2 separate regions of the Homo sapiens genome follow, and region 1 is linked to region 2. Evidence: chromatin loops called from intact Hi-C (ENCODE). Cell type or tissue: IMR-90. All regions are shown on one strand. Links, peaks and the distances in the headings refer to the core of each region. The heading gives the core; the rest is flanking DNA.

Evidence for each region. Peaks named below come from ENCODE experiments on the same cell type or tissue, not always from the same donor. Only the 100,000 strongest peaks of a DNase experiment are listed, where the experiment ranks them.
Region 1: it touches region 2 in a loop (5-fold over the local background); 6 of 110 quality-filtered maps call a loop at or near these places.

What each region holds. Positions count from the first base shown.
Region 1 is chr2:162,240,233-162,250,969 of GRCh38, reverse strand. It overlaps FAP (fibroblast activation protein alpha), which reads left to right and starts at 7,525. Exons shown (of 26, transcript NM_004460.5): 1 at 7,525-7,648; 2 at 7,978-8,062. The coding sequence starts at 7,643. LOC105373724 (a long non-coding RNA gene) reads right to left here and starts at 4,853. Exons shown (of 4, transcript XR_923544.3): 1 at 4,799-4,853; 2 at 2,402-2,652; 3 at 683-1,057. In IMR-90, for the core only: no CTCF peak of the experiment used is centred there; DNase peaks (open chromatin) are centred at 4,999, 6,269, 7,429 and 8,189; H3K4me3 peaks cover 2,785 bases; H3K27ac peaks cover 4,701 bases.
Region 2 is chr2:162,289,299-162,300,516 of GRCh38, reverse strand. It overlaps IFIH1 (interferon induced with helicase C domain 1), which reads left to right. Exons shown (of 16, transcript NM_022168.4): 4 at 6,849-6,953. Among named protein-coding and RNA genes, the nearest start is that of IFIH1, 24 kb to the left of the region's middle. In IMR-90, for the core only: a CTCF peak has its summit at 2,396 (motif pointing right); a DNase peak (open chromatin) is centred at 2,376.

The DNA.
Region 1 (10,737 bases), core at 2,738-10,737, 50 kb after region 2:
TGTTCCTAAAAAGGGAAAAAGACGCCAAGCACAAATTCCATCTATAGTATGAGACTACTTAGGAATAGACCTAATATCCATCACATGAGTTTGTAGACTTATTTTTGAACTTCTGAAATGATATTTAAAAATCATATGGCTTCTGTATTTCTATGAATGTAAGCATTTCCCTTCCTACAATGTGTTCTCAACACCATTTGTTGATGACATGGCAGGGACTGTTAAGTGTACCTCCAATTCTTATTCTGGTCTTCACAGGGCAGATCTCTTCACTACCTGCTTTGGGAGATGAGGACATGGGCTTTCCTGCCCTCTGTCTACCTTACCTACCTTTCTTCACTCTCTTTCACTTCCCGACTTTGGTTACATGTACATTTACCTTTATACTTGTCAAGGTTGACAATTTCTCTGACTATAAAGGTCTCAGTGACTTCTAAAAATTTTAAATCAATAAACAGTTTAAATTGCTATGGCTACCTAAGCATTGCTCTTGAGCTAACTGGTTTGGTAGGATCACATTTCTTTCTCTGTGGCACCAATTCCCGTGCTGTTCAGCGGAGAACGTACATAGAGATTCTGCTTTTACAGTCCATCTAGTATCTCCAAACATTATTGTGACTACCAGAACTCTTGGTTCCAAATGGTATGAAAAACAACCCAAACTTGGAAAAAAATTACTTACTCAAGAAAATAGATCTGACTTCAGAAGTGGCTGGAGATAGGAAGTCACACAATGTTTGTTGTTAGCATCTGGTCTGGTCATTTGCTCTCTGAGTGATGGCTCTAGTACTTTACTTCTTTATTTTGCTGAAATACACCCTTGAGTTCCTTTCTACAAAAGAATGCTTGGAGTATAAACTCTGAATTATGACACATCTGAAAATCTTTTATTTGGTCTTCATATTTGGCAGTGTCTTAGCTAAGCAGATTCTAGTTTGATTAGCATTTTATTTCAGAACTCTGAAAAACAGATCCATTGTTTTGCAGCATCTGATTGGCAATGACAAGTGTGTGGTCAGTCCAATTCTTGCTTCTTTCACATGATACTTTTTTTTTCCTAAGGAAGAATATAAAATTTATCTTTATAATCAATATTATAGAATTTCACAATTATGTGTTTAGGTAAAAGTCTTTTCTCATATTTTGTGCTGGACATTTTGTGGGCCCTGAAAAATGTATTTTCTTTTACAGTTTGGGGAAATTCCCTTGCATTCATTCTGTAAGAACCTCTTCCCCTCTGCCTTCTCTGCCCTTTATTCCTCAAACTTCCTGAGTTTATATGTTATGTCTCTTAACTTTCCATTATATTATCCAACTTTGCCTTTCTGTTCTGAGAGGCTTCCTCAATTTTATTTCACAAAACCTATTTTGATTTAAATAAATTTTGGTGATCATATTTTCAATACATTAGAGCATATTCATCAAGGTTCTTCAGAGAAAAGAACTAATGGGAGATAGACAGGTAGGTAGGTAGATAGATAGATAGATAGATAGATAGATGATAGATAGATAGATGTTAGATAGGTAGATAAGAGGAGACTTATTATGGGTTGGCTTATGCAATTATAGAGGTTAAAAATGGGGAAGGGCCCTGGTGTAAGTTTCAGAGTCAGAAGGTCTGAGAACCAGGATCCTAGGGCAGGACAAGACAGATGTTCCAGCTCAAGAAGAGAGAGAGAATCATCTTTCCTTTGCCCATTTGTTCTATCTAGACCTTCAATAGATTGGGTGATTTCCACCCACATTGATAAGGACTGATCTTCTTTGCTCAATACTGATTCAAATGCTAATTTCTTCGAGGAACACCCTCAAAGATAAACTCAGAAATAATGTTTTACCCACTATCTGGGCATTCCTTATCCCAGCAAGTTGACACATAAACTTATCTATCACAGAAAGTTTTTTTGAATGTTACATTTTTTAAACTTGGTCTCCAAATTGTGGCAGTATCTTGTTGAATCTCACTGAGAATGCTAATTCAAAGTTTTTAAAAGGCTTCTGTTCCCAGAATTATCTCTATGGTCATTTTCAAAATTTATTCATCTTGCTTAAAAAATTGTTTTTTCTTTCATGTTTTGGGGTTTTGATTCTTTTTCTTTTTTCTTTTTTAAAAATATTATTCTTGTCTACTGATTCTTATTTTTGTTGCAGATTAAGAATGAGGTGAGACTGGAGAGATCCCGGTATACAGTTGGTGGGTTTAAGGATAAAGGTCAGAAAGCCATTAAACTGGAGGACTGGATTGACTTTGATGCACTGACTCCCATACATGCTCCTAGGATAAATGCTTAGTTGCAGATTTTTTTTTTTTTTTTTTTTTTTTTTTTGCACCCAGAGGTGAAGAGTCCATGTATGGATTTCCAACCAGTTCTCTTTTTTCAGCCCCATCTCCCTTTCTTACCCTCAGTGGTAAATGCCATCTCAAATATGGAACTGTTTCATGCTTCTGCCAGGCAAAATGATTCCTTTCTAGGTATGGTCCAGGCGGCTGCTATTTCTATTCTGCTTTATCCATTGATGATACTTCTTCAGTCTCTTCATTGTCATGTGAGAATCCTTTTCCTCCTTTACAATCAGCTTAATGGAGTTTCCAAAGGCAAAGAGATCAGTGTATATGTTCAGTATGGCATCTTAAACTGGAAATCTCTCCATCTGTTTTATAAAGAATTGGGGATATAACTCAAGGCATTTATCTGCTGCCCTTAATTATTGCCATAATTTGAGGTGAATTAAGTTCCCAGATGAACATCCCAAAGGATATCTTAGCCTCTCACTGCTTTGCCAACTATATCTCTAAGGACCTTCACTTCTTTCTTCTATCTCAGCTACTTACTTCTGTGACCATACCTTAGGCCTCGTTGTAACTTGAACTGAAATCTTAAATACAACCTGCTGCTATCTGGTAAAAACCTCTTTTATTTCCCACCTTATTACTAGTTACTACTAGGACTCATACTTTGAACTCATCAAAATGTCCAGTTTTTTAGCCCATGTATTTTTTCCTTCCATCTTCAACTCCTCCTAGTTCCAGCTGGATCACACATGCCAATCACTGTGCCAATATATACCCTCCTCTGAGAGCCCTAAACATAGGTTAAATTGTGTTATAATGTAAGACTATCTGGGTTTATCCCATCCCTACCACTCAAAAGTTATGGGACTTTGGGGAAGTTATTTAGATTTTGTGTGCATCCATGTCCTCATCTGTAAAATGAGGATAATAATAGTACGAATGTTCTGGGGATAAAAGGAGATAGCACGTGCAAGTGCTGAGAAAAAAACGTCATGATCAATAAGAGTATTCAATAGACATGAACTAGTAGTAGTAATATTCTCTAATCTAAAAATGCTAGTGAAAAAACAATATGTGTTAACAAGTTATGTTAGTCTATAGGTGCTTACACATTCTATTTATACTATTTAAACAGTCTTCTTGTTGGTTAACCACTTCTAAAAAGATGTAGTATTTCCCTATTTAAATGACAATGAAGCACTGATTTATCTTCTGAGTCTTTGTGTCCTCAGCACTCAAAGAAATGGGTTGTGTCTCTGTTCTGTTTCTTTTCTAACCCCATTTTGATAGTTAACCCTTTGGGTCTCCAAGGAGCACTTGCCCTAATTATGATAGGATAATGAAACACTGACATCTAATTATAACATTTATGAAGGTAGTAGATGCCAATTACAAACTAGGAGGCATGTGGCTTTATATTCTTCCTTATGTAACAATTGTGGTTTTAGAAAAGAGATCAGATTCAAAAAATAGTTTGAGCTATATCATTTCCCACTGATGCTATATTATGCCACTTCTTCCAGATCTATAACTATGTGATAGTTATTTTGAGCTTTGAAGACCTCAGGACTCTTTCTAGCTTGGAACTCAAAAATCTCTTTGACGATGGGTATTTTGTTGAATCCTTTCATTTAAGCAAGTCCCTGGAGGAAGAGCTTTTAACCCAGGCACTATATAAATAATCATCGGATTAATAGACCCCGATTAAAAAAAAACTGTAAACAAATTAATATTTTGAACACAGTCCTTGTAGAGTGAAATTGTGTTCTTTTGAGATATGTGTAACAAAGTACTTTGAGGATGTGAACATCATTAATATTTTAGCCTTAATTATTTTACCCTCACAACCTTAAGTGTCCCCCAACAGCAAATCAGTGAAATGTCAATTATAATTTTAAAAAAAATTTATCACTTTGGAATAAAACTTTAGGAAGTATCACAAAGAAGCAATGTAAGGTGGTAACACTGGGTCCTGTTAAAATCTTGGGCAAGTTATCCAGTTTTTCTAGGCTGTTTCCTAATCATCAAAATGAGTTTTGGTATGGATCAGATGAAATAATGCATTAAAATCACTTTGTAGATAACAGTAAACAATAAATGTTTATTGAATCTGAGGAATCAAATGGGTAGGATGTTAGGAGCTGTTAGGCTCTCTAGAAGCAAATTTTTACTTTAAAGAGTATAAAATCAGGCTTATGTTTACTGCACTTGTATCCTTATTCCCCTTGTAACTTGTCCTTAAATAATTTGTCATGGCTTTTGGTTAATAAACACATCTCTCTTTCATCTCCCCACCATAAAATAAAAAGATAACATCCTTATGCTCTCAGCATGGTCTTACCTTCAGACTCTAGAAATACATAGCTGGATGTGTTTTCTGGGAAAACATATAAATTAAAATCATTTTTGGCAGGTAAACATTGGCTACTAATAAATAGTTCTAGTAAGCTCTCCTCCTTATAACCTAAGGATTTATGTTATAGCTCACTTATCCAGTGGGCTTACCAGAATGCAGTCATATTCCAAAGTCAGCCTTACAAGGTCCCTCTCTGGAAAGAACTCAGTTGATGAGCCTCTACTCTCCTAATTGCTGCCCTTACATTTTTACATGACAAATCATCATCCTTTCTGGTTTTGCAGCATTTTAATAGACCCAGAGTTGCTTTCTGAGAAAAGTCTCAGTACTAACAAAGGTTAGAACTAACAAAGGTTGAACTAAGGATGACATGCATGTGGTATGTGCCCTTTCCAGTCCTCTTCCCAGGTCCATGAAGAAATCACCAACCAGTGAGAACACTCTTTCTACAGAACACAAACTCAGCTTCAGGCTATTTCTGAACAAGAGCTTTAGGAAGCAAAAGGAAACAAGTATGTAAGAACATTAAGAACATACCTGCCATACTTATACTAGAATGTAAGTTCCTTAAGGGCACAGACTGTGTCTGATTCATTTTTGTTTTCTCAACAAAAATGTTGATGGGGTGTTAACTAATTGTATAAAGTAGGAATAAGAGTCAGTTTCGTAAATGTTTTTTAAAAGTTGACAAAAGTATTTTCATTTTGATTCCAAAATTAAAAAAAGCTAATAAAGATATTACAATATTTTAAAAATCCAAATTTTATGAGAGTTCTTGTCTGGATGAAAATTAGAATACATTCACATTATCTCAAACGAATGAACATGTGTGACTTTATAAAAACAATACCTCCCTAAACCATGAATTCAGATGGAAAAACTCGACATCTTTATTTCTGCAGTCAGTCTCATTTTTCTTAAAACAGTTCAAACTAGTAAGAATTTTCCAGAAGTTACAGCTTGACTCACCCAACCTTCCAAGGAAAAAACAAAAAAACTTAAACAGACATTGTTTCACTCTCATCATTTCCCACCCTTACTAATAGTGGCAACTTAAGTGTATCTTAAAGCACTCCAACCTCTTCATAGAGCCTATTAAATGAGTATCTTGTGGACACCCACACACAGTCATAGAATCCTAAGTGGTGCTCAGACCAGTCACATGTCAGTGCATTCTTAATTGCTAGAGCTAACATGCTCTCAGCATGGTCTTTTAATTACACCCTAATAATTTATTATAGTTTCTCTCTACAATGTAAAGTCTTGGAAATCACCCACTAAAAAGTGCCTGTGTACTCTGGGGCTTTGGCAGGCTAGGGCAGAACTTCTGAGAACACGGTGTGTTCCAGAGAAGACAATCAATCTGAGAGGACTTACACAGAAACAGTTCATTCAGGACCTGGCTGCTGGCTTTTATCTGAGATCTGAGGATTTCACAATCACTTGGAGATACCTACAAGTGTATAGCACACCTTGGATATTACTCTTAATGATTACTTCATTTTGTAAAGAGGTGACTCCACCAACAGCAAAGGAGAGGGCCCAGCCCCAGCCACCAGGAATACAGTTCTCTGCCAGTAAGTGCCTAATGACTCATTTTCCTCAACAGAATTTTCATAAGGCTGGAATTCAGGGAGGGATGTCTGGAGAATGTCTGAAAGGAAGTTCACAAGCCACTGTCCTGCTCTTTGCTGGAGAAAGTGTCCCGTGGTAGCCAGAGAAGTTGACTAAGGCAAACAGCAACATGTTTTGGTAACATTTCCCCATTACCTTTCATGTACAATCCAAGAAAGGTTGCCATGAAGTGTTTTAATCAGGTTGGGAACATTATAAACTTCGAAAAAAGAAAACCATTAGTGGAAAAATTAAGGACACAGTAGATTTAACAACTGTGTTTACGTGGAACCACAAAATCTATCCAAGTGAATTGCATTAAAACAGACAGAACACTCCAAGAAACTGTTGTATGTGTATTTTTTTTAATTCAGTCAACCATTTTACTAATCTGTCAAGATGACCAATTTCTTTGGAATTATGTAGATTTAGCCAAAATGAAATTATACATAAGATTTACTTTTCTTTTCAGATGCTTTTTTATTTATTTTTAAATCTTTATAATTACTAGATGTTCTCCTCTCTCAGAAGATATTCTGAGAGGAAAGCAAAAATACCACTCTTGTAAAGCCATTTCCATTCTTCCAAAGGTCTGCTGGTAAATTATTCTTACTGATCTTTCCATCTTTCTAGCCTGTGCATACACACCTAACCCATACTAAATTTCACCAGATGGCATTTTATTTCTTTAAAGTAAAGCAGCCGTGGGTTTAGACAGTTGAATTTTTAAACTTCTGTATTTACTGAAAGTGCATATGGTGCTATATGGACAAAGAAATTGTGCTGAAAGAAAAACATTTCTGTCTGCAATACCTCATAATCTTCCAGAGGAAAAAAAAGTGCAGTTATATGGCACATTTCTCACAAAATCTTATGTGGCTTCAATGTTCTTCCTCTGTTAAAAAGTAGATATATGTTTAATGTACAGACCTGCAAGTTTCATTATTTTAAATTCATCTTTTAGTGGCAAATAAAAATGTTATGCAAAACCCAATGACTTGCTAAAGTGATCCTTCAGTGAATTCTAGAAGAAAATGCAACATAAACCTGAACTGGTAAAAAAGAAAAAATAAAAACCTCTGTATGTCAACGTAAGCAGATGTTGGTGTAGTTACAAGGATGAGAAGGCTATAAAACTTCCCTTGAGTCACTCACAGTTCATTTGAGGGCCAAGAACGCCCCCAAAATCTGTTTCTAATTTTACAGAAATCTTTTGAAACTTGGCACGGTATTCAAAAGTCCGTGGAAAGAAAAAAACCTTGTCCTGGCTTCAGCTTCCAACTACAAAGACAGACTTGGTCCTTTTCAACGGTTTTCACAGATCCAGTGACCCACGCTCTGAAGACAGAATTAGCTAACTTTCAAAAACATCTGGAAAAATGAAGGTTAGTATAAGCAACCTCAAGTATTCTTAAAAAATTAGGGTTGGCTGGATTGAACGTGATCAGAGTTTTCTATTGTTTAGAAGGTGAAGATTTGTACATAAGTATTTACTTCCTCAATGGGTTGGGATTGGAAAATTGTTCTAAATATACTGTAGAAACATTTGTCCTTGCAGAGCTGGAAGAATTCCAGCAATTATAGCCGGATCAGTGGAAAACAATCAAAAGCTTTGTGGGGCGAGAGAAAAAGGATTTAGGTGTAAACAAAATCTTGCCATTTCTACTATTTAGCAGGAACTGTGTGTATGCCTAATTCTCTTTATTTTATGTAGACTTGGGTAAAAATCGTATTTGGAGTTGCCACCTCTGCTGTGCTTGCCTTATTGGTGATGTGCATTGTCTTACGCCCTTCAAGAGGTAAGAACTTTCTCTGATTTGCTCTATCTGCCTAGAATAGCTTGGAAAATGTACTAATGCAAGATCACAAGTGGTTGAACATTTCCTAAGTGCTTATGTTCCAAAGTAAGTCTGTTATTTCTAAGAAGACATATAAGCTCACAGATATGTTGTTGTGCAAGACCAGAAATACTGAGGAATTTAAGGCATGGGTAGGAAGAGATTTACAGTGTTATTTCAGCAATAGAAAAACCTAAGAACTATGCTGCATCACCCCCACAACCCCCAAAAATATATGCTAAATACAAGCTTTGACAGGCCTTTAGAAACAACATTTTTAACTAACATTGCTTTTCATTATTAGGTTTGTCTCGTGGAAAGTAAAAATGAGTAAGAATGGAAAAGTTAAAACAGAATCTATGGACTTTTTTTATTACTAAATAGTCTTTCCAAAAATTTAGGGAGGAAGTTGAGAATACAGATCTCAGGAATAGCTGTATAGAAAAAGCAAAGTTGTTGTTTTAGATGTAGTAGCACTGCACATCAAATTAGAAAACCAAACATTGTTAAGCAAGCATTTTGATCAGTCATAAATTGGATCCTTTTACAAAAAAGGCTTAGATTGACACTGATCTCACTTTGCTAAAAATTGGAAGGTACTATGGGCTGATATCAGAGCTAGTTTAAATATAAAGTAGGACTATGTTGATAGATAATCTAGTGATATTAGGGAAATAGCTTTTTATGAAAATATTTATGAAGAGAAACTCAAGCTTCTGAAATGGAAAAAAAATCCAGTAATAACAGGTCTTATGTCTTTGTGTCTAGGAAAGGGGAAAAATTTGTACTAATAAATACTAAAAGTTTATGATAACAAATGTGGGAAATATCTTGGTTAAAAGTTAACTGATAGTAAATGAAGATCAATAAAATAACTTCAGCTAAAGAATGTATGAGTCCTGAATGACTGGACTGTTGCTATTAAAAAGAACATAGAAAAATGTTTTCGAAAATTAAAAATAATCATGAGATTTTCACAGAATTACAAAATAGAATAGGTTAACCCATAAGATGAAGTCAGCTGATATCTTCAGTGTTAATTTCAGTCTTTGTTTCTGCTCTCTGCCAGCACAAGATTCTTCTTAGGCTGTTGAGAGGTATGTAGTGTGTGTACATATCTTTCATAAATTTTCATGTTAAAATTGTTTTCAGACTCATCTCTGAACTCAGTGGTCTTGGGGCCACATTTCCCTCATACCAGCAATTGTCAGGTAGTGGATTAGGTCATATAGATCCTTTGAATGTTAATTCATTAAAAATTAGCTCCTGATTTTTAAAGAAACTCAACCTTGAAATTGATACTCTGCACCCTCAGAAATAAATGTTCTTGGAACAAAAGTTTGTTAATTTTATAGGGCACTTGCCTCCATGTCCATAGGGAAGGATGAATTTCACTATGGAATTCAAGCTATAATTTCTAATAAGAAATGCATTATATTTACATATTTACAAATGATGTATAGAGATACACATACACAGATATTTGTGTGATCACATATAATCTCAATCCCTACCCTCTTTCCAAGTTTAGTTATGTATAGCTTACATATAAATATACGTCGTAAACTATATATAGTATAAAAGTCCTATGTAATTTATAATACAATTCTATTTTCAACTAACAGGAAAATTCTAAGAATAAAGTGATTTCTTGATAGGGTGAAATAATCAAATTAAACTCAAGTACTCAGTGAAATTTGAGTACTCATTCAGAAATAGAAAAATCATAAATAAGGTGAGAACTGTTGTTTTTTGGTTCATTATATCATTCTCTTTCTCTTCTAAATTTGCTGAATAACTTCTCAGAATGTCAGCTAAACAGCTTGTGAATGGCACTAGTCATTACCCTACTTTCCTGAGCAGGACCCGGGGAAGTCAGTGCCACAGGCAGCCCTGAAGTTAGGCGTGGTGGCCTCCTAATTTTCCTCCTTTCTTCTCACATCTCACTGGTCAATCAATCATCTCCCGTCTGGAGTGCCAGGTCCAGTCCTCACTCTCACATCTGCCCAGTGCCTATGAGAATAGGATCTGAGATGGCAAGGCAGGAAAGGGAAGGAGGAAGGGGTAAAAAGAACAGAGAATTCAAAGCTAAGCGAGCTCCTACTTAGCCTCTTTCTCACATTCATCAGAAATCCCATTACTTCACATTTGCCTTAGGTGCCCTCATATCCTCAGCCCAGAATTTTATGCACCAGTGTATGAACTGTCTTCTTCTGAGAAACTTAAAGCCACACTCAGGAAACATTCATTCATTCATTTACATATTAGTGTATTAGTTCTACTAACTCCCTGCTCATCATCATGCCAGTTGCTGAGGATATGGAGGTGCAGCAGTCTAGAATTCCCTCTGCAAGTTGGGGAGTAAGAATCCAGTGCTTTCTGCACCCAAAGATGCATGGTCAGCACCACAGATACCAGAGAAGGATTTGTGTTATTTCACATCACGTCTAAAGGAAAGAAAAAAGAGAAAGGCTCTTCCATCCCAGGAGAACCAGCTTCAGGATTAAAAGGGTTTAGGAATAATTAAACTGGATTATAAGAACAAATATGAAATGTAGTAGTGAAATGAGAAAATCCATTTAGCTCACTTACAAAATATTAACTATAAGGAAAAACTTTTTTCGAAACTTGTAAAA
Region 2 (11,218 bases), core at 2,269-10,268:
GTATCTGGGTCAGTTATATGGCTTACAGTTGCATAATAGTCCTAGGAGGATTACCATTCATACCTCAGGAATGGGGACATAAATATTATGACAGAAAGACAGAAAGAAATCTCCCCAGTGTGCAGTTAATACATGTTGGATTTATTTTCATGATATCTGTTTATGACTACAAACATAAAGCTGTTTTTTTAGCAGAGTTTTAACAAAAGCAGTGATTTTAATTTTGACTATCAGATCTTCCCTTCACAATTTTAGGATGTGAATGAGGTCAGAAGCCAGAGAAATAGGAAGAAGGAGGTGAGTTGGTCAGATAATACAGTATCATTGAGAGAACCAAGCACTGAGGAATTGCGTTCACTCTCAAAAAGTTTATACTCTAATGAAGGAAAACAAGTGACATGCCTCCACAAAGAAACTGTAATCTAGCCATGGTAAAAGAGATGCAAGATCTATATTACAGGATGAAGAGAGAAGATCTGTAAAAGAAGGAAGACTGACGAGAGAAAGCTTACCAGATGAGGAATATCAGATATTTCATCTGAGCCTTGAGAGCACTATGCTGGATTTGTAAATAGAAGTGGCAGGCAACATTTCAGGTTTCAGAGGCATCATGAGCAAAAGCACAAGCACAAGAGAGCTCAAAATGTGTTCAGAGGAACAGTCTGATGAGAGAGGAGCATTTGTGGAGGAGGGCGGTAGGATTTAAGACTTCTAAGATCAGTGAAAGTTAACGAGTTTCTCTAACAGTAATTTTTACAATGCTTTTTCTCACACACACACACTTTTAAAAGTACACCATTTATCATTTGGATAATTATACAATGCCAGCACAATGCATGTGTGTACAAGCATCATCTCAGATGATGATTGTAGGAAAGTCCTTAGGTAGAGGAATATATCTAGCAGAGCGCTGGAACTGGATCTTACTGGCTTGTAAGACCCCAGTGTGCACATCTCTTTCCAGCTCCACACAGGACATCATGCTGGAAATTGGCCACGGTGTGAATATTTACACCATGGAAATTGACAAACCTTTTAAAAATCCTGTCTCCCCCCACCAAAGGGCCAGTTGTTGAACATTTACCTGGGCACCCTTAGTGTATTCGTATCTCCCTCCATTCTTTCATGTCTGCTTAAGTTTGCTTAACTCCTACAGCCTTTCCTGAAAAGTGCTTACCAGCCAAAGAGGTTTCTAATTCACATTCTACCTTGCCGTCTCCAAACCTTGTTATTGCCAAGATTTACTTCCCATGTGGTTACCTGGCTTCTCACTATTAACTGACTCTACTCTAGGACTTTTTGCCTCCATTACTGACTGGCAGTGAATGAATGGGTCATTCTGGTGTGTGTTGTTATCCTTGCAACCTGTGCTTTAATAACTACCTCTCTTTATTAGAACCTAAGTGCAAAGGCTAAAGGGCATAGATGATACAATCTAAGCCAACCTCATTACACACAATTCAAATTTAATTCTGTTAGAAACATTTCAGCAGTAGAAATTCTATAAACAGGAGCAGAGGAGCTCCATGGATAGCCATGTGGGCCTGTGGCTCTAGGAGAGTGATTTTTCTCGTTGGGGAACTCATTTCCTAGAAGCTTGGATCCAGGAGAGAATATGCAAGGTGGGTGGAGGTGGCTTCTCTCCATTCTGTGGGAACACATGTTCCCTGGCACGGAGAGGAAAATCTGACAGACCAAAATGTGAGTGTGTGTGTGTGTGTGTGTGCGCGCGCGCGTGCGTGTGTGTGTAGATCCATATACATAGAGCTGAAAATAAAAGTGATCTATTTCCTCTCAAAAAAGATTAAGTTATTTCAAAAGGAAAGGAAATATATATTATTAGCAGTATGAGTGTAAGCCCACTTGAGAAGCCCATGCAGTCTTTGTGTGTGTGCCCAAACGTGCACACATGTTTCAAGCTTTCGGGGTAGCTTGGACCTTCCAGGCGTGAGGATTATGAAACTGGAGGGAAGGTGGGGATAGCTGCAAAGGTGAAGCTAAAATGCATCACAAGGTCAGAACTAGAATAAACATGAAATTACCATGAAAAGTGAAATTGGACTAAAGACCTTGTCACCACTGACTCGCAGGAGAACAGGAGCAGTTGGTGCTGTTCTTTCTCAATATGCACAGAGGCCCTTTCCCCTCGCGTTTCCTGCTGTAATGCAAAACCACTTTTCGGGAAAAATAGTGTGTGGCAGACTGAAGCCAGGGGAAAGAAACGAAAGATATTCTGTGGGGTGATAAATGCCTCTAGGCCAAAAATAGAAGAGGTACTACCTGGTAGGAATAGAAGCAAGAATCAATTTGAATTTTACCTAATGGAGCTTAGCTCTTTGAATAAAGAATGCCTACTTGTCCACTACTTGCCATGTTAGCTTTTTCCAGCAGAGGGCAGACTTTACATTGAAATAGATCTAAAAAGGCCTTCAACCTCTTGCTTTATTTATTTATTTTTTTTGGTTTGAATATTTTAAAGTTCAATATTTTTGGTTTCTAAATGATTTAAAAATATTTTAAAGTATTTAAGGTCTAGAGTATGTTAAATAAGAAATTTCTTGGATTTCAGTTAATATTTCTGCCTTATTAGCAAAATACTCAAGATGTGATTGCAAAATAAGGCTTTTTTTTTCCATGGCTTTTGGGCTGGTCTTAGGCACTTGCTGTCATTGTAGGCAAGGCTGTTCTTTTTTGTGTTGTTTACAAAATTATGAAAGAAAATCCTATCTCTTAACTGGATGGTTATAATTTTCATTCATTCCAATAGCTTTTGATATAAATAACTGCTTTTCTTTAACAGTTCAATTACTACCATCTTCTAATCTGTTTCATAGTTAGCTTTGATATTTTCCCTAGAGGAAATGACACCTATATAAAACTTAACTAAACTTATTATACAATATAACTTCAATATTCAAAGCCCTTTTAATGAGAATTTAAAATTTGTTTCTCTTCGAGTTTCATTTTCTTGGTCTAACCGAATCATTCTCACAATAAGTGAGAAAATAGAGACTACTATCTCTCTCTATATATTTTTTAAAACAGAAGGTTAATTTGCTTGTAAGTCGTGGCTACGTTCGATCTGGAGACTTATCTGTTGGACTCCAAAGCACAAATTTTTTTCATAGCAAGGCCTGCCTCCAATTAACTCCATGCGATCTACTTATAAAATCATAAACGCAGGACTTTATTCATTAGGACTTAAATCCAGACTGACATAGTTTGAAAAATACAAAGAACAAAACAAGATAAACCTAAATAAATCAATTTCAGAAATTCTTGGCATTTAAACTCAATAGGTCGGTTTAATTTTGGCTTCACGCAAACACTTTCTTGATCTCACTTTTTTGGGAGTGTGTGTGTGTTTGTGTGTAATACGGTTTTTAAAGTGAATGCAGGAGGAAGATCTCTGGGGAAGGCATTCTCCCTATTATAAGAAATACAATATATTTTCTTTTATTATTAAATTTTACTTATATTTCTATGAAAGCAAAAACGTATATCAAAATGCATAAGAATTTGCTGCCTAGGAAACAAAATTATTTTTATGTGGAGAAACTGAAGATTTATATACCCTTAAAATGACAAAGAAATCGAGCTCCATATATTCACTTTCATTTTCATAATAATCTCTACAGGATTACTGCAATTAATTTTATGTAACGAGAACAGAGGTGTTCTTTTTATTTGAGTGCAGAAAAAAGTTTAAAAAGAGGTGTGGACACTTAAATGTAAAGTTAGTGAAAATCTATCAATGAAACCAGAAATGTTAGCAAAGCAAAATCATCTCTCTAAGTTCTTTTCTTGGAAAGATAAGCTCTGTTTCAAGATGGATAGAAATGTGACAATACAATGAAAATGTCTCTTGCTGTTGAAAAACACCACCACCACAGCTCTTAATTCAGTTAACACTGTGTTTACAAAACTTCACCCAAATCATCAGCCATGCTTAGTGTTAGCGGAAAAAGCACTGGAACACTGGACTTGGATTCAGAAATGAGGATTCTGCCCCACTGTAGCTGTGTGATCTGGATATATCAGTTAACCTCTCAGCGCCTTGGTTTCTCACCTATGAAACAGGAGATAATATGTATCTACCACACAGAATGTTGAGAGATTAAAATGAAATTTACATTACATCTGTGAAAACTCTGAGTTCAGTGTCTTCCTGACACATTGGTGATTGGTTTGTTAGATCAAAATAATCCAGATAATAGACTTTATTAATAATACCCTATTTTGGGTAGCAACTTTTAAAACAATTCATCAATTATTCGTGCACATTGCATAAATAGCTCCCTCCCAAAACTTACGGATGTTAGAACAAAGCTTGGGAGAAATCTTGACTCTACATGTAGATGAAGTAGGTTTAAGATTAAAGTTTAACTGCTAGTGATTAGAAAATGAAGTGGAAATCAAATATAATTTTCATTTTTATTATACTTGGAAAATTTAATGATACAGTCTTAGATTTTAGATATTTGTTAGTATTTTTTCAGTAATTTTGGTATTCTCTTCAGTTCTCAATATTACATTTAAAACAGCAAATGAAAAGCATGTCAAAATTCACTTTTTTGCCTCAAAAATCTTAGCCTATATTTCTAGATCTAGAATTACTCTTGCAATGACATTTTCCCCATCTCATTTTACACCTTGCCTTTTCCTTACAAATCATATTCTCTTTTCATCAGTACATCTGCCCAAAACGCTCTTCTACTTGACAGTTCTATCCCACATTCGCCTCTGAGCTTCTAACAAGACATACCTCTGGGAATTGCGAGGTGCCATATTTTAAATCTCTCAGTGAGATATACAGGTTTTCCCGTGTGATCATAAGGGATTCCTCAAATCTGAGTTTTAGAACTAATCTGCGACAACTGATAAGCACAGTATTTTCACATTAGTATATTTATGTTGTGCTAATATACTTAAACAGTATGTATGTCCATTGAGAATTTTTCTACAAATTTCTTATCAGCTTACTTTTAATTTTTAAGAAAGATACCTTACATATTTGATTGGCATTGGCTGTAATTCTGTTATAGCTCTTAAACTAAATAGGCTCATCCAAATTGGATGGGAGATGTAAATGTCACAGATTCTCAGTGGAATACTAGTCAGCAATAAAAAGGAACAAATTAGTAATACACACAACAACGTAGATGAATCACAATTACTATAAACTAAGTTTTAAAAGACAGACATAAAGGCTACATATTGCATGAATCCATTCATATGACATCCTGGAAAAGGAAAAACTATTGGAACAGAAACCAGATCAGTGGTTGCCACTGGTTGTCTGATGTGGAACAGAAACCAGATTAGATAACCAGAGGGATTTACTACAAAGAGGCTTGAGGAGACTTTTGGGGTGCTGGAAATACCTTAACTGTGATGGTAGTTGCGTAACTGTATACATATGTCAACCTCTTCAAAGTTGCAAAACTGTATACATTTGTCAAACTTCTCAAACTATAAACATAAAAAGTAATCTTTTTAGTAAGTAAATTATATCTTAATATAGCTGACTTGAAAAAATTAACTACTTAAGGAAAAAGGAAATATTTGCAGTTTTGAGTTGTATATCATCTCTTTTCAGAGAAGTTTTATTAAAACATACTATGTGTCTATTTTTTCATCCATTTTTATTTCCAGCCATAAATATGACACTCAGACTAGTTTTAAATAGCTAAGAGCTACCTCATTGGTGTGTTAAGAGGCTTTAGGATGAAATATTATCTAAGTATAAATATTATAAAATATTTTTAATTAAAAGAAGAACATTATCTAATGGAACTCCTATCCTAAGAATATATCATTTCTTGATTTTTATTTCATTTTCTAATTGCCAGCAATTAAAGTCCTGTGCCAAGAGCTTGTTGTACCTAATATTACTTAAAGATTATCAAGGGCTGTGAAGTAAGTGGGATTAGCCTCACTTTAAAACAAGGGGAACTTGTTAGGTTCAGAGCAAAGTGAATAGCAAATTTTGCAAGTCCTTCTGATTCCAAAGCCAATATTAGTAACCACCATTGCTTTATTTTTACCAGTTTAACGATAGTTCTGGTGCTTGAGGATGAGGTTGTGTAAGTGTTTGGAAATAAACTGTAAGAAAAGAATTCTTCTCTGAGGGAAAGAAGGTTTTCAAAAAGAATTGATCCTGAGTTCTGAAAACAGAATGTCAGGATTCATAAATGAAGGATGTGCACTGCTATTCATCCATATTAACCATAACTCTTTGATAGAGGCTTAATCTAATTATAGTAAAGAAAAACAGTTATTTCCAACCTCACATGAGCTTCTAGTACAACTGTGATGCCAGGCTTTAGTGATATTCTTTTTGAACAAATTCTCTTTGAGATTTTACATCTATGTTTATCACCAAACTATCATTTTCATAACTGATCAGTAGATCCAGGTACTTTATTAATTTTTGTACTTTATTAATTCCCTATCATTTTAAATGAAAAGACCTCAAAGGTTTCTATGTATTATTTTTTGTTTAAAAGACATATCAAACCTAAATAGTGTTTTCTTGGGCAACATTTACATGTAGAAGGGCAATAAAAGTTATAAACCCTTAGGAATTTGCTTTAGCTCTCATACTGGATGTGTAGTACTTTAAGTAGGTAATATGTATTTGAATCACTACCCAGCAGCTGCTCATCCATAGTGGATTTTTCTTAATGTAGCCTGCCAGAAGCGCTTACCTTTTATTCATAATTGTCTGGGTGTGCCTTCCCCACTTGAATTGAACTGTATGTACTGTGTGCTGTAGAGGTGTGCAGTTAAAATACGTTTATTCTCAGAAATATTTTAAAAATATTTTAAAATGTTTTCCTTTGCAGAATCAGACACAAGTTTGGCAGAAGGAAGTGTCAGCTGCTTAGATGAAAGTCTTGGACATAACAGCAACATGGGCAGTGATTCAGGCACCATGGGAAGTGATTCAGGTACTGCCTAACTGTTGTGTAAACCTTAAAAAGTGTGAAATAAGACGCCATATAGTGGAAGCATGGGGGCTGTTCATACCCTCCCTAATGTATTTATGCAATTAAAGCAATTCTTTTCTACAGTGAAATAGTTTTGGAACTTTGCCATTCACTTTCTTTAAAAGTGTAACTTACAAACTCTTAGAACCAAACTCTCTAATTTTGATCCAGTACATATCTTTCTGGTCTGGCATATGCCACATTCCATAGAGTCATGTCATCTATTTTATTTATGGGATCTGTTTCAATTAATTTGACTGCATTTAAATAGACTGTATTCAATTTGGTACATTTATTTACTTCCAAATTCTACTTTTTAAATTAAAATACTTTTTAAATAAAAAATTGATACTATCAATAAGAGAAGTATGACTAACTAGAAATTACATATGTAAGTAAAAGAAGTCAAGTTTGTATAAGTATCTTTTGAATAGGAGTAGAGTTGGCAAAATATTTCGGTCACTAAATGAAAATTTTACCAGGTTTTTCCCAAATTACTTTCAATATCAGTTGTATATTCCACCAGCAATAAATGAGAGTGCCTCTTCCTAATTCCCCACACCTTAATTATTACTTCCTGTTATCAGTTTTCCAATTTGTTAGTCTGATAGATTTCAAATTGTTTCTTTCTTTTCTTTGAGTGTATATTTCCATGATGACTACTAAGCTAAAATGTTAACATTATTAAATGTAGGTGATGGGTTAGTGGGTTTCTATTACATACCTTTCTATATTTGCCTACCTGTTTGAAGTATTTCACAATTAAAATGAACAAATCACAAACAAAAATAAAATGCTTTGCAAGGGGCCAGCTAAGAAGCATTGGAAAAATGATAAATTAAGAAACACATTACTTTATTCTTCATTTGTGATTGAGTTGTTTCCCCTAAGAATATATTATATAATTCAGATTATCCTGCATTGTCAGAAGAATTATAAAAATTGATATCCACAAGAGGCCTAAGGTGGCAAAATAGTTTATAGAAAGATTGTCATCAATCCTAAATGCTTTCCAAATTAGATTGTAGCACCTCTTTTTTCATATATCCTTTTATCACAATGACACTCCTGAATCCCTTAGAACAAATTAGTTTGAGGAAACCCAATTCACCAAATGTCATTCACAACTTTAATCTTCATTTAAAAGGGTGAATTCATTTTCTGTTCAATTCAGTCAGTGTTTATTGAGTTCTTGCCATGTGCTTATTTCTGTGGATTATATTTGTTTTTTCTATCCTTGTCATAAAATTGTTCAATTTAATAATTAACATTTCTATTACATGCTATGCTAGAACTCAAAATAGATAATCTAGCTAATATTTAACATCATTATAGGTTGTTTTAAGTTTTTGGAGATCATGCTAATTTTCATTTGTCTAAGTAAGGGCTTTTCAATAATATCCATTCATTCAATAAATATTTAATGTGTACCTTCTATGTGCAGGGCATCTTGCCTATTTAGAGCTGTTAACAAATGTATTTGCTGATTTTTAGTCCTCAATGTGGCATGAAACACATGATAAGTCTGAACGCAATCTACTTTTGAAAAGCAAATACATTTTCAAAGGCAAATACATATTTGAAGACAAACACATCAGAACGAACACCACTTGAAGTTCTAGATGGATCAGTACTTAGGAGCAAAGAATTACTTTGCCTAGTGGGTAGTCAATTTCCGAAATGGTAAAATTATGAAATTCCTTGCCCACAAGTGCCTGGTATAAGCTAAAATAGAAACCAATTCAAAAGGAGGTTTAGATAAATTGGTGAACTGTTAAACACATATTGAGGCACTGAAAAGTATTATAGAATTTGCAATTGTGTTTTAATCTTTGAAGTTGACATCAAAAGGGACTTCATTCTATATGTCCTTCCTCCTCCTCCAGAGGTCATATATGGGCCATAAGGTGTGACCCAAAACAATCATATTATATTCCTTTGTGGAAGTGTTATGCCATAGTAGACATGATTACCGGTACTTTTAAAGTATAAATATTCTAATTATATTATGAGAGGCTTTTTTTTTTCTGTTTCCCATTTTCAGAAAGATATATTGCCTCTCAAAAAGTGGCAATGTTTTTGGCAATACATATTGGCCTGATATGTAGAAAGTGTTTCCTTACTATTTCAAGATAATGCCTATTAATATTTGTCCAGCTGGAATGGTGTATTTTTCTGTGGTTACATACCATAGGTAAAGGAATACTTTGTAGATTTCAAACACATGCAGTGACAGACCTTTTCTCTCCAAGAATAACTCAGCTGTCAAAATCAATGTGAGAATGAAATTTGCCACATGGTGTAGTTCCAATAGAATATTATTATTTAAGCCTTATTTGATTTTCTTTTTTGACCATTTATATGGTAGAATATAATTTTAAGGTCTTTAATCAATACTTGTTGTAGAGGGAGGGCACAGTGTTATTCAAAGCTTGTGCATATTTTAACTGCTATTTTCATTTAATTGATTATGCTTTTCAGAGAAAGCCAAAAACAAACAAACAACAAACAATCAAAAACCCAAACATTTCTTTTATAAAGGAAATTGGCTCCTGGCTCATTGATACCAGCCCAGTTCTCTCCTTCTGCTGACACAGAAGAGAAAACTCTCTTTTCATTGCTTCTGTGGATAAATTCTTCCATCCCTGTGTCAGAGGATGTGATAAGGCAAGAATCAGGCTGAATATTTAGCACTCACCCAGCTTTTATTCTTTGGATGCTAGTCTCACATTGAATCCAACTCTAATTTTTTCCTGTATCCACACTGTGCTTCTTTTTAAACTTAGGGCCACCTATCAAATCTCCTAGTCTTAAATCAAAAATATGGAAGATTATTGAGCTATCTGTCTAACCAGGTATTTTTGTGTGCATAACAGCGGTATAGTGTCCTAGACTCTAAAGTCCTTCAGGACAACAACTATATTATTGAGAGTGCCTGGCATATAATAGGTGTCCAGTCAATATTGACTGAAGAATAAATTTGTGGTACATGCCTACTTAAGTAGCAGTAAAACCTCATGACTTCAGTTCTGAAGTTAAATTGTAAACACAATAGTCCTTTTAACATTCTCGCTCTTCTTAAATGTATCAGCTTAATAAATGATTAGAATGCATGAGTAATATTAATATTTTACTCATTTGATTTGGTTCTGGATTCTCGGGAAAGAGACTTAGGAAATTGCTATATCTTTCTCTTTGTAATATTTCTTATTCAAGGATATAGTAGTAAGCATGAAAAATGGGGGAAATTATTATTAAAATGTACTCTTTTAATAGTTTATTCTGCAACTATTATGAAGGAAGGAGCATTTTATTAGTATTCTTAAAATCTACGCAAAAATGAAACTCAGATGAAATTAAACAAAGAGGATTTATTCCTATATTTTAACAAACTTCCTAGATCAAACAAAAATTTAGCAGTAGTAAATTTCTGGGTCTTTGTTTAGACACTTTATAATGCATCTTCCTTTGCAAATATACTGGCTCTTTTGGAAAAGTTAGATGACAAACTATCCTAATAGAGGTGAAATATCATGGTTTTGATAGTCTATGAAAGCTACAGAGGGCTAACATTGTTCTTAAATAAATCAGAGCCTTACATAAATATAATACAAGATGAACTATTGTAAATATTGTAGAGTTCAAAACAAGCATGGAAACTTATAAAGGTATATTTTAAATGCTGGTGATTTTAAATGAGTTTTTCATAAAAATCATATTGAATGAATCAGCAGATGATCCAACGATAGCTTAAATGTATTGCATCTGTTTTTACTCATCCATACAAAAGGCAAATTTCCTGCCAGGTTAGTAGATGATCCTAAGTGGTATTTGGTGTGAATTTTCCTACCTGTTCAGATAGTACTATCACAACAAGTTAAAACTCACTCAAATAGAATTATCCAGGGGCTGAAATGGAGCCATCAGCAAGTTTTTTGAAGTTAATGGGATTATGTTAGTTTAGTTTTATTGCAAACATTGATAAGAAAAAGAAGTTATTTCATGTGTGATGAAATATGGATAAATACTGTTATTTCATTTTTTCTTCTTATTATATAAGTCATAAAATGGGCTTTTAAATTGGTATAATATTTATGTTACTTCATTTCACATTATAAGCTATGCATTTTTTGATCTTTTTCCCCTGGTAATATAGGTCAATATGGTCACTTCTAAATAAAATATATTCTATCTAAAACAAGACATATTATAATAATTTTATTTTA